Regions from separate parts of the Homo sapiens genome. Here region 1 is linked to region 2. A link is a contact called in ENCODE Hi-C or POLR2A ChIA-PET data. All regions are on one chromosome and are shown on one strand. Each heading gives the region's core, a stretch centred on a gene start or an enhancer-like site at or near the end of the contact. The rest is flanking DNA. Distances are from core to core; before and after follow the strand shown. Region 1 overlaps HSF2BP (heat shock transcription factor 2 binding protein). Region 2 has its middle 29 kb from the start of LINC00322.

Region 1 (5,465 bases), core at 2,245-4,744, 300 kb before region 2:
AGTTCTTAGGGGAAGTGTTTCTTCTAGCTGCCCATTTTTATTTTTAATGAAATGTCCCAGAATGCTCATTTTTAAAAGGCTGTTTCTCTTCCAATCTCATGCGAATTTTTTTCCTCCTTGAAAATTCAAGCAACCAGTTGCTCTCTTCACATCCAGCCTTTCTCATCACTGTACTTTTCTGACCATCCAGGCATTTCCCTTGTTCACTGAGTACTGGCTTGTTGGTGTCCCCCTCCCCATTTCCTGCTATCTTGAATGACTTGAACATGTTTAGGGGTGATTCATTCAACAATCTAATTTCAAGGCCACCTGCCTTTCTCAGCTCCCAAGATTTGCTGTGCCCTTCACTGTGGCAGTAGTCTGCCTTGGGCCAGACCCTGCACATTGTCATCAGGTGGACTGTCTGGTAAACATTGCTGTAGCACTCAGGCCATACCTCCTCTCCTCCCTGCCTCCTTTTCCTACCATTGTTCCCTCTAAACTGCAAGACCTCCTGCTCCTCCTCCCTCCTCTTTCCTCCTGCTCACACCATTGCCTCCATGGCCTCCCCTCCCTCCAGCTCACCCAGCCCCAGTGTGCATCACATTTCCTGATGCTTTCAACCTTGGATCAGCCCAGCCATCCTTCTTCTCTGTTCCTACAGCTGGGGCTGTTGAGTGAGGTTTGGGAAGAAGCTTTCTTGTGTGCACGGACTCTCGTCATTTCTCCCGGTTTCCAGCACCCTGGAATCCTCTTCTATGTCCTTTCTCAGCTCCCACTCATTTCCACACTGGTGGAGGCAGACCTCGGGTGTGATCCTCACGGCCTCCCTGCTCTGCTCTTCCTTGGTAGGTGGGTGTCCCGGCAGGCGGCTTTACTTCCTGCTCTGCTCTTCCTTGGTAGGTGGGTGTCCCGGCAGGCGGCTTTACTTCCTGCTGCACAGAGTCAAGGGTGTGAGTGTGGCCGCCTCAGCTTGGCCCTCCCTTGTTTATTCCACTCCCCTTTGCTTTTTCTTCTCACGTGTCAGAGGCACGTATGGCCTGGATGTGTGTGTGTGGTGTGGGTGTGTATATGTGGCGGGGCGTGGGGAAATGAGGATGTATTTGGGTGTGGTGTATGTGTATGTGGGTATTTTTTGGGGTGTATGGTGTGTATGCGTTTGTGTGGGGCATGTTTATGGTGTGAGTGTGAGGGAATGTGTGTGGTGTGTGTGTATATATGTTGGGGGGAGGTGGGTGTCATGTGATGTGTGTGACTGTGGTGTGTTTGTATATGTGGGACTATGAGGGATTGGGATGTGTGTATTTTGTGTGTGGGTGGAGATGTGGGTGTGGTATGCATGGTGTGTGTGGCTATGTGAGGGGGATGTGTGTGTGTGGTATGTGTATGTTGGGGGATGTTTGTGGTGTGTATGTACATGTGGAGGGTATGGGGTATGTGTGTTTGTGGGAGGTGCGTGGGGGGATATGTGTGGGTGTGTGTGTGGGTGTGGCGTGTGGGGGTGTGTGGGCTGCATATGTGGGGGTGTGTGTATGTGTGTGTGTTGGAGTGTGTGTGTGGTGTGGGGAATGTGTGGTGTGTGTGTGGTGTGTGTGTCGGGGGGTGGGTGATGTGTGTTTGTGGGCTCTTTCAGCCAAGGCTGGGGCAGTTAGTGCAGTCAGCTGGTGTGTTGTGTGTGGGGTGTGATGTGTGTGTGATCTGTGGTGTGTGATGTGGGTGCGTGGTGTGTGGTGTGTGTCTGGTATGTGTGTGGTGTGGGTGTGTGGGCTCTGTCAGCCAAGGCTGGGGCAATTAGTGCAGTCAGCTGGTGTGTGTGTGGTGTGTCTGATGTGTGTGTGGTATCTGTGTGGTGTGTGTGTGATGTGTGTGATGTATGTGTGTTGTGTTATGTGGTACGTGTGATGTGTGTGGTGTCTGGTGTGTGTGTGGTGGGTATGTGGTGTGTGTGATGTGTGTGTGGTGTCTGATGTGTGTGGTGTGATGTGTGATGTGTGTGTGGTGTGTAGTGTGTGTGTGGTGTATGGTGTGTGATGTCTGTGGTATGTGATGTGTCTTTGTGGTGTGTGTGTGATGTGTGTGGTGTGTAGTGTATGGTGTGTATGTGGTGTGTGGGTGTGGTGTGTGTGATGTGTGGTGTGTGTGGTGTGCGATGTGGGTGGTGTGTGTGGCGTGTAGTGTGGCATGTGTGTGGTGTGGCATGCGAGTGGTGTGCGTATGGTGTGTGAGTGGTGTGTGTGTGGTGTATGTGGTGTCTGAGATGCGTGTGAGTGCAGTGTGTAGTGTGTGTGTGGTGTGTGGTGGTGTGTGTGTGTGGTGTGTGTGTGGTGTGTGTGCTGTATGATTGTGTGGTGTATGATGTGGTATGTGTGATGTGTGTATGGTGGTGTGTGTATATTGGTGTGTGTGCAATGTGTGTGGGGTGTGTATGGTGTGTGTGGTGTGTGTGTGGGGTGTGTATAGTGTGTGTAGTGTGTGGTGTGTGTGTGTATGGTGTGCGTGCTGTGTGTTGTGTGTGTGGTGTGTGCGTGGTGTGTGTGTGGTGTGGTGTGTGGGGTGTGTATGGTGTGTGTGTAGTGTGTGTGGTGTGTGTGTGGTGTGCGTGCTGTGTGGTGTGTGTGTGGTGTGTGCGTGATGTGTGTGTGTGTGGTGTGTTTGTGGTTTGTGCATGGTGTGTGTGGTGTGTGTGATGTGTGTGAGTGGTGTGTGGTATGTGTGATGTGTGTGAGTGGTGAGTGGTGTGTGGTGTGTGCTGTGTGCTGTGGTGTGTGTGTGTAATCCTCCTGCCTCTGTGTTGAGCCTTCCTCTGGGATGTGCCCTGTTGCCTGTCATTTCTTGCTCCAGTATTTCCAGCGCTCCTGCTCCACTGGCTCCTGTTTAGCCTTTTGTCTTCCCAGGCCACGGCTGCCCTTTCAAACCACTAGCCAGCCTGCGTTTACCATGACATGTTGCATTTTCCCAGAATGCAGAGCTGGCTCATGGTGTGTTCTTTTTGCCTCCCCCAGAAATCCCTGTGGGCCCTGCAGGTCAGTGGTGGATCAGACTGGATTCTGCTATTGGGCCACATGTCCATGTCTTTTGTGGCAAACATTCATAGGGTTGTACATGGGACATTGTTGTGACTCAGCCTCTGTGAGTTTTTTCAGTGGCATAGCCTCCCCAGCCATATGGTTTCGGGCTGTTCCTAGTTTATCTGCCTTTTTTTGTGAAGACCCTGTTTTTAACTCTCCAAATCTAGGAACTTCCAGCATATGGTGGCCAGACACACCAGCTGACCTTGGAGGCCCCTCAAGGTGGTTGGTGCTGCCAGCAGGATGACTGGATTCTGTTTACTGTAGTGGTCATAGCTTTTCAGTCTTAGCCATACCTCATGGGTAATTTTCCCCATTCCCATCAGCCTCTCAGGTGTCTGCTGGAGATGGCCACTTGACAGAACTGTGTGCAGGGTGAGCTCTGTCAGCCAAGGCTGCGGCAGTTCAGTGCAGTCAGCTGGTGGCATGCCCCTGGCAGGGTTCTGTCTGTTTCATCTCTGTGTATTTCTCCTTAGTCATTCAGCCATGGAATGACATGTGTCAGGAGTGTCCCCCTTCGTCACCACCTCAGTCCATTTCCTTCCCCTCCGGCCACTGGTCACCCAGGCTTGTGCTCCCAGGGCCTGGTGTGGGCAGGATCTGTGCTGTGCCTGGACCTTGGGATTGCGGGGGGCCCTGAGCGCTGTCCTGGCACTGAGCTGCATGTGGAGGGCCCAGAGTCTCCTTTCTACGGCTCCTCTTTCTCCGCTGCTGTGACATGACCCTGGCGTTTCCATCCTCCTTGATACTTGGTAACACTTAGGCAACTGCAATTATTATTTTTTTTATTAGACTTGTGGATTTCTCCAGCGTTTAAAGTTTCCCTTCCTTTTTTTGTACTTCCTTATGGAGGCCGGGTTATTTTTTTTCCTCACTGCCCACGCTGCCTATGATTTTACCAGTCCTTGAGTAGGCCATGAAAGGCCTTTTCACATCTACACTAGCGGCTTCTCAGGTCAGACCTGCTGGAGGTGTTATTGAAGGGGATGGCAGAAGGCCCAGAGTTTAAGGTGGTTCTTCATCCCGAGTGAGGAGAGAGGCCTCTGGGGTGGGAGCTACCCACATTCCTGAATGGTCACTTGGTTCTCAGGATAACCCTCTCCTTGGATTTCCAGTTGGGGTGTAGTGTCTGTGATGAGAACACCTCTGCTTTTACTAAGCTGAGGTAACTGACACAGTGCATTTCACTGTCAATGGGCCAGAGAATATTTGGCATGTGTGGGAGAACAGTGGCTCAGCAAGGTTTTCTCATCCAGGCACAGGGTAGAGGGTTACAGAAATGCCTCTTGGAGTTTGGGCTCTATGTGGTTCCTGTTTCTCGAAGTTACTGTTGGTTTATCCTGCCCAGCATCTTCCCCAGGTGTTACCAGTTGAATGTCATCAGTGAGAGTATGGCTTGTGAAAGTTTCTGGGTTCTTTGTGCAGATGACTTCAGAAGCAGCTCTGAGCTCTGCAGGAAAACCAGCTCACCTTTGTGGGCAAATGAGGGTGATGGTATCGTCCCATTTCTCTGTGGAGTAGCTGTGTGGCTGCATCTGCAGGTTGGAGCCACCCACAAGCTCCCGTTTTCCAAAGAATTCGTCTGGAATAGTCACAGTGCAGATTGCATTTTTCGAAGATGCTTCTAGAAGTGTTTCCACAAAATGTCTTAAGACAATAGCAGCCTTTTAGAACTAAGTGTGGAGAGGAAGCTGTGAAGCTTGTACCACACTTTGTTCACTAGTTGCTTTGTTTGTCTCTCTCCCGTTTCCTGTAAACTTCTGGAGAGTGTGGAGTCCAGGACAGAGAAGATGCTCAGTAAATGTTGCATGATGAGTGAGAGCAAATCCTCACTTTCTGGGTGTGGTTCTCCCTTGTTTGTTATTAAAAGTTCTACAGAGTGTTACTGTGCATTTTGGTGGCCCGATCCCTTTTTCACATAAGTATTGGCTGAAAAGAAATCTTCAGACATGATGGGGTTTCTAACCAGTTTCCAGTCAAAGCTTTAGTAACTCTAGATAGGAAAGTTATCATTAGGGATCTTGTAAGATAATTTTAAGACATTGCATTACAATTAATTGTCCTAATGAAGGAAGTATGTTTTCAAGACAAACTGTATCTAGATAATGTTCAAATTCCTAAGTTTAGAGTCCTCATCATTTCCAGATATTAACAAAAGTCAATATCTGGAAGTCATTTGGGGCCTGTGAACTAATGTGTATTATTTCCAGGTGGTACAGCTTTCAGCTACAATGTGCTTACCAGCCACTGAATTGGTCTCTGTTGAGTTATAAATTGGTAGATGGTGCTGTGAACATCGGCTCTTCTGAAAGGCATTTTTGGGTTTTACCCTGTCTAGTTTGGTCATTCTGTGTACATTTTAAGAAAAAACAGGTATAGCTAAGTAATTTGCTTATTTGGCCTTTTCAATAAGGAAAA
Region 2 (5,908 bases), core at 3,270-5,769:
TATGTGGGTGCCGTGACCCTGGCACCAGCGAACGTGACCTTACTTGAAAATCGGGTCTTTGCAGATGGAAATAGTTAAATTAAGACGAGCTTCCACTAGAATAGGATAAACCCTGACCCGATGTGACTGGTGTCCCCATGAGAAGAGAGACACAGACACACAAGGGAGAGCCACGCGCAGCCGAAGGCCGAGATCAGAGGGGCGCTGTGGCTGCAAGCCCGGGGCCGAGCAGGGCAGGAGGCGAGCTGGGCTCCCTGCCCCAGGCCACGTGATGCTGCAGAGAATGCCACGAAGTCCACTGCGGTGGGAGCTCCAGGTTCCACCTGGCTGCTCTTAGTTTTCAATAGTAAATAATGAAAACCGAGTGCCTCCCAGGGAGCCCGTGCCATGCACCTCCTGGCCCTTATCCAGGTGTCTCTTGGATGCTGCGGGGCCCAAGACCATCGTGTGCTCCTGAGGTCAGGACATGTGGGCACTGGACCCACACGTGGGATTCCACCCTCCACATGCGCTATACCCGGGGAAAGCAGTGGCTCTGTCAGCAGCTGGGTAGCGGGAGCCCCACAATGGCAGGGGCGACCCAGGCGTGTCCGGTGCCACCTGCAGGCTCTCACCACATGGCCCAGCGACCTGGGTGGACCTCCCCGTCACTGCTCCTCAGGAACCCCCATTTCACTCAGCAGCCCATGGGGGAAGCAGGCGGCCACCCTGGGCTTCCAGGGTCAGGGAAGCTCAGTGACAAGGTCCTGACCCCCACCGAACACACAAGCCCTCTGTCTGCCCCTTGGCACATAAGGCCCTCAAAACATGTGTCCTTGATGTTTGCACTAATCACCAACTCCCGGACAAAAACAAATAGAATTGGCGAAGGCACTGGGTTAATTCTGCCCCCAAACAAGCTAAGCAACAGACACACTCAAGCCGGGCAGGCGTCCTGAGGACCCACAGCCACCCCGGACACAGAGGCTCTGCCTGTCTGGACCACGGGGGCTCTGCTGACCCCTCCCGGGGGCAACGGTGTGGCCGGTGATGCCCGGGGCTCTGTGGTCAGAACCATCACGTATTTTCTAAACAGACCCCACAGACCCTCTCAACAGCAGCAAAACGTGCTGATATTTATCTTCCTAAAATACTTGTTCAAAAATATGCATGGGAAAAGTTCTAAACACAGAAATATGCTGCCAGTGCCCTTCAGAAATGGAGTGCCTTCTTCAAAACACCAGGAAGTTCCAGAGGAGACACTGGGGAAACTTTTGCGTGTCCTGTGTGAGTTCACACGTCCTGTGTGAGTTCACCGGGGTGGCCACCACAAAGGACCCCAGCCGGAGGCTCCAGCAGCAGACGCGGATCTTCTCTTGTTCTGGAGGCCGAAATCCAAGGTCAAGGCGTGGCAGGGCCAGTTCCTCTGAGCTCCTCCCCTTGGCTTTCAGGTGACCGTCTTCTCCCCGCGTCCTCATGGGCGCCCCTCTGTGCCTGTCTCTGTCCACCTGTCCTCTCTTTATAAGGACACCAGCCATGCTGAGTTAGGGCCCAACCTCACGCCTCCTTTTAACTCATCTCTTTAAAGACCTTATCCAAATAAGGTCACGTTCTGAGGGTTAGGGCTTCGACATATCATTTATGCGGGACATAGTTCAGCCTGTATCCCCCTACGAGTTCCCCTGCACCCCAGATTTGCACGTTCACCTGCGGAGTCTTCTCAGTGCTTTTTCAGGTAGAAACCATGGAGGTAGGAGGTGGGACTTGACTCCGGACCAGATTGAGGACTGTTGAAACAGGAAGGAGTCAGGAGCACCTCTCCATAAGACACGCCCGCCAGGGCCATGGCCACACCCAGAAGTTACCACCCCTTTCCATGGCAATGACCAAGAAGTTGCCTCCTTTTTTCTAGACATTTCTGAATAACTCACCCCTTAATTTTCATATGGTTAAAAACGGGTATAAATATGACTGCAGGCCTGTCCCTGAGCAGCTGCTCCCCATGCTGCGGGGCTGGGGGAGGGGCTCTGCCCTGCAGGCACAGTCACGGAGCTGTGACACGGCCACCTCAGTGAAGCTGTTTCCTTCCACCTCCCGCTCGCTCTGGAATTCCTCCCTAGTGAACCCAAGAACCTTCCTGGGCTAAGCCCCAGCTTTGGGGCTCACTGTCCTGCATCAGTTCCAGAGGAAGAAACTGAGGCCATGAGAGCTTTTCCAACACAAGGCAGAGCAGCCACGGGTCCCCTGCTGAATAATCGCTGCCCGTGATAGGAGCCTCACCTTATCATTGACACCCATCTGCAATGCTGTTCCAAACACCCTGCCTGCCAGTGCCGAGTGGCTGAGAAAGGACACCGTGGCGCCAAGCATACGCCGGGCCTGTCCCGCCACATCAGACTCCAGCATGCAGCAGTCACTGCGGAACATCAGACACGTGTCTCCAGGCTCGTGTCCTTGGGCAGCTCCGGGGTCAAGAGGGGGCTGACGGAAACCTCGAGGCGAGCTTCAGAATTCTCCAGGCAAAATTCTCTCCTGTTTGGGGAGAGGATGGGGTCCACAACGGGGTCAATGGCAAAATTAGTATGACACTAAGCTCCTCAGAGTTTGGTCAGCTCCCACACTGACTGACCCAGGAAGTCCCAGAGCAGCTCAGGGATAGCCACGGCCACGTGAGTTACCGTCAGCAGCCCCTAAATGGCGTCCACACAATAGTGTTGCAGGAAATGAGGAGAACGGGGATCAAGTACACATGATGTATGTTTTAGGGTTGATACAGGCAGAGATGGGGACACACAAAACACCCACCCGGCACTCCTGCAGGGCCGGCCCGAAGCCGCGCTGTCCTGAGCTCTCCAGGCCGGGCCGGGCTCTGCCTGCACAGAGAAGCCTGGGGGTGGAGGCTGCTGAGTCAACGAGGGCTCTGGCGGATTAGGAAGTTTGGGTCAAATCCCCAGGTCCACCCCTCAAACAACCCACCTCATCAAGGGCTCTGCATCCAAAACAGAGCCAGGTGAGGGATCCCCCAAAACAGAGCCAGGTGAGGGATCCCCCAAAACAGAGCAAGGTAAGGTAACCTAGGGAGAGGCCCTCTCTGCCGACACAAACCCATCTCCCTTGAGTGGACGCAGAAGCCAGGCTGAGTCTAGAACTGGTCGGTCAGTGCTGGCACAGCACTTCTTCCTGGGGCACCCCCAGGACGGGGCTGCGCAGAATCAAATCCCACTGCGTTTTCCTGGCTGGCCCAGCGAGCTCCCTTTCCAAATAGGTGGAGGGAAAGCCAGGATGTGTCTCCTGAGTTAGCTGGAGGGACGCTGAGGTACAGAGCAGCGCAAAGGCAGAGCGCGGCATCTTCCCACTGGCAAGGTGTACGGTCCTCCTTTCTGACTCATTGGCCAGCATGGAGGGCCCACTCAGAGGCAGCCCCTCTCCTTGGCCTTGCCCCTCAGCCTCAGGGGCAGGTGGGGTGTGCTGTAGCCTCAGGGAGGCTTCCGGAGCCCTGGGCCTTGCGCTTTGCTATGTGACTTGCTCGGGCCTGTGGGTGTCGGTGGACTTGGTACAAGCAGTGCTGGGGTGTGTGGGTGCAGCCAGGTCGGCCCCTGGTGCTCTGTGTCACTGTGGCCGTGTGTCCTCGCCAGCCCATGGGCCAACGGAGATGAGGACGAGGATCGGAGCTGCAGCCCACCTGCAGCCCGGAGCTGAGCTGGGAGCTGAGCAGGGCACGTGCAGCAGCTGTAGCTGGTGAGCAGGAACCATAGGCGGTTATTTCAGTGTTTCCATCAGGAGTGTGTGTTACACAGCACTAGCGTGACAACAGCTGACTGAAGGGGCCTGTGTCTGCATCACCAGGTGTACCCCGCCTGCACCCCCACCACCCTCATGGACCCCCGTCCACCAGGTGGGCTGAAAGGTCCTGACAGGCCCAGCCACCATCTCCCTGTGATTCCCGCATGGACCAACTCAGGCAGGGAGCCACTTTCAGCCTCAGAAGAAGGCTCCCAGGAAGCTCCACACATTCCGTGCTTTCCCCTTGCTTGGTTTTTATTTCCCTGGTGAGGAGGCCCCCGTTCGCTTCTAAGGAACGAGTCCTCCCAGGAGAAGGATGAAGGCGGGCTCGCCATGGTCCATGCTGATTCACCTGCACTGCCTGAGACCTCCGTCTCAGCAGCTGTCACTCACTGTGCAGGTTTGAGAACAAGTCCAGCAGCCCCGAATCTGGTGGCTGAGGGGTGGCGGGACAGGCTCTCCTGTGGAGCAGCCCCTCTTGCTCCAGGACCCTCGATTCACCCCGGGCCCCAGGTTCCAAGGCGGGGTCGTGTGCTGTGCTGTGGGGCAGGGGAACGGCCCCTTGCTCCTCCCCCAGCTCCTGTTCAGCCCCTGGGGTTGTCAGGCTGAAAAAGCAGCCCTGTTCAGCTTGCCTGCATTGACGCAGCTGTCTACTGGCTTGTTTCAGACAACAGGTCCACGCAGGCCTTGCTCCTGAGCTCGGGCCCCAGGCACACGCCCACACACGGCCAGGCGTGTGCACACTCGGGCAGTCACGTAGGATGAGCATGCCTCGGAGCCCTCGTGCGAAGGCAGCCAGGCCTGGGAGAGCCAGGCAGCTTCCCAAGGGGGCTCCGGAATGCGTCGTCTGCAGGGCAGGGACGGGGACCCGGCAACCCGGCTTCCGGTGGGACTCATGCGGCTGACGCCTCCGCTCTTGGGAACAGACGGGCCTCTGAACTGGAACGTGGAATACAAGGGCATTTTTTATCCTGAAACAACAGCTCTGTGGGCGAACTCGAGACGCCCTGGAAAAGTGTGGAAGCTCAGGCTGCCGGGCCAGCAGGGGCCTGTCCTGAGCGCCGGGCTCCAAGGCCCTCCCTGTTTGCCCTCAGGAAAGGGTCACGCTCCAGCCACCTCAGTCCCGCTGAAGAGTCAGCTCTCCCGGCCCATGCCGCTCCTCACCGGCCAGGAGTCCACAGTCTCTGAGGCCCCCAGCTTCCGCACCTGCAGCTGGGCATGGCAGCTCACACCTGTAATCCCAACTACTACTACTGAGGCAGGAGGATTGCATGAGGCCAGGAGTTTGAGACCAGCCTGGCCAACATGGTGAAATCCCATCTCTACTAAAAACACAAAAAAATAGCCGAGCGTGGTGGCGCCCACCTGTAATCCCAGCTGCTCGGGAGGTTGAGGCAGGAGAATCACTTGAACCTGGGAGGCGGAGGTTGCAGTGAACCAAGATTGTGCCACTGCACTCCTGGACAACAGAGTGAGACTCCATCTCAAAAATAAATAAATAAATAAATAATAACAGCGTGAGAGCTAGCGTAGGAGGAAGCGGGGAGATGGAGGGGGGCTGGGGGTGTCGGAGCAGCCAGTGTCGTTTCCAGTGGCTGGAGTCCCAGAGCCATTTCAGGCCTTAGGGTGACATCTTAGTCATGATCTAGGTTGGGAGCACAGCAAAGTACCAGAAGCCCGCCCCCAATGTCACTAAATGGCACACCAGGCTGGGCATCCCTGCCTCCAAATTTTTTTATGTGAGAGAACAATAAGCATCTCTCGGGGTTTACGGATATTTTCCTGGGCCGTCCGCTCCCTGGCGGTTTGGACTGAACGTCCCGGACCAGCCCCACGGCCCCACCCGCCATACACACTTGTCTAAACAGATGGGCCTGGCGCTCGCTTCCGTGGAAAACCATCATCACCTGACCTTGGGCCAAAAGTAAATACATCTCAAGAGTTTAAATAACAGCTCCCCCCAGCGAGGTGGAATTGTTGGAGAGAACTTTTGAAATCATAACAAACAGACCCTCGGTGGTGCGACCTCAGGCCCCGAGAGTCAAGTGTGAGGAAAGAGGTCATGCCGGTGTGCACGGGCACTGCAGGCCCAGGGGCAACTTCTTCCCTGAGCCTCCATCTGCAGGTGACAAGTGCAGCTCCTGAG

Evidence for each region. Hi-C counts contacts between places; a loop is a spot of excess contacts on that map. ChIA-PET counts read pairs that join two places held with the same protein, here RNA polymerase II (POLR2A). Pooled maps may share reads with other maps.
Region 1: a map of chondrocyte shows a loop between it and region 2 (6-fold over the local background). The contact joins two enhancer-like sites. A Hi-C loop is called at or near these places in 1 of 168 maps with a recorded cell type or tissue (chondrocyte) and 5 of 50 pooled maps. POLR2A ChIA-PET finds 5 or more read pairs at or near these places in 1 of 52 experiments (HepG2).

What each region holds. Positions count from the first base shown.
Region 1 is chr21:43,601,485-43,606,949 of GRCh38, reverse strand. All of the region lies in intron 7 of HSF2BP (heat shock transcription factor 2 binding protein), which reads left to right. Among named protein-coding and RNA genes, the nearest start is that of MIR6070, 5.8 kb to the left of the region's middle. Within about 2 kb of position 3,494, at least 9 of the 41 ENCODE cell types and tissues checked have a DNase peak (open chromatin) inside an H3K27ac peak, as active enhancers do.
Region 2 is chr21:43,299,887-43,305,794 of GRCh38, reverse strand. No RefSeq gene overlaps it. Among named protein-coding and RNA genes, the nearest start is that of LINC00322, 29 kb to the left of the region's middle. Within about 2 kb of position 4,519, at least 6 of the 41 ENCODE cell types and tissues checked have a DNase peak (open chromatin) inside an H3K27ac peak, as active enhancers do.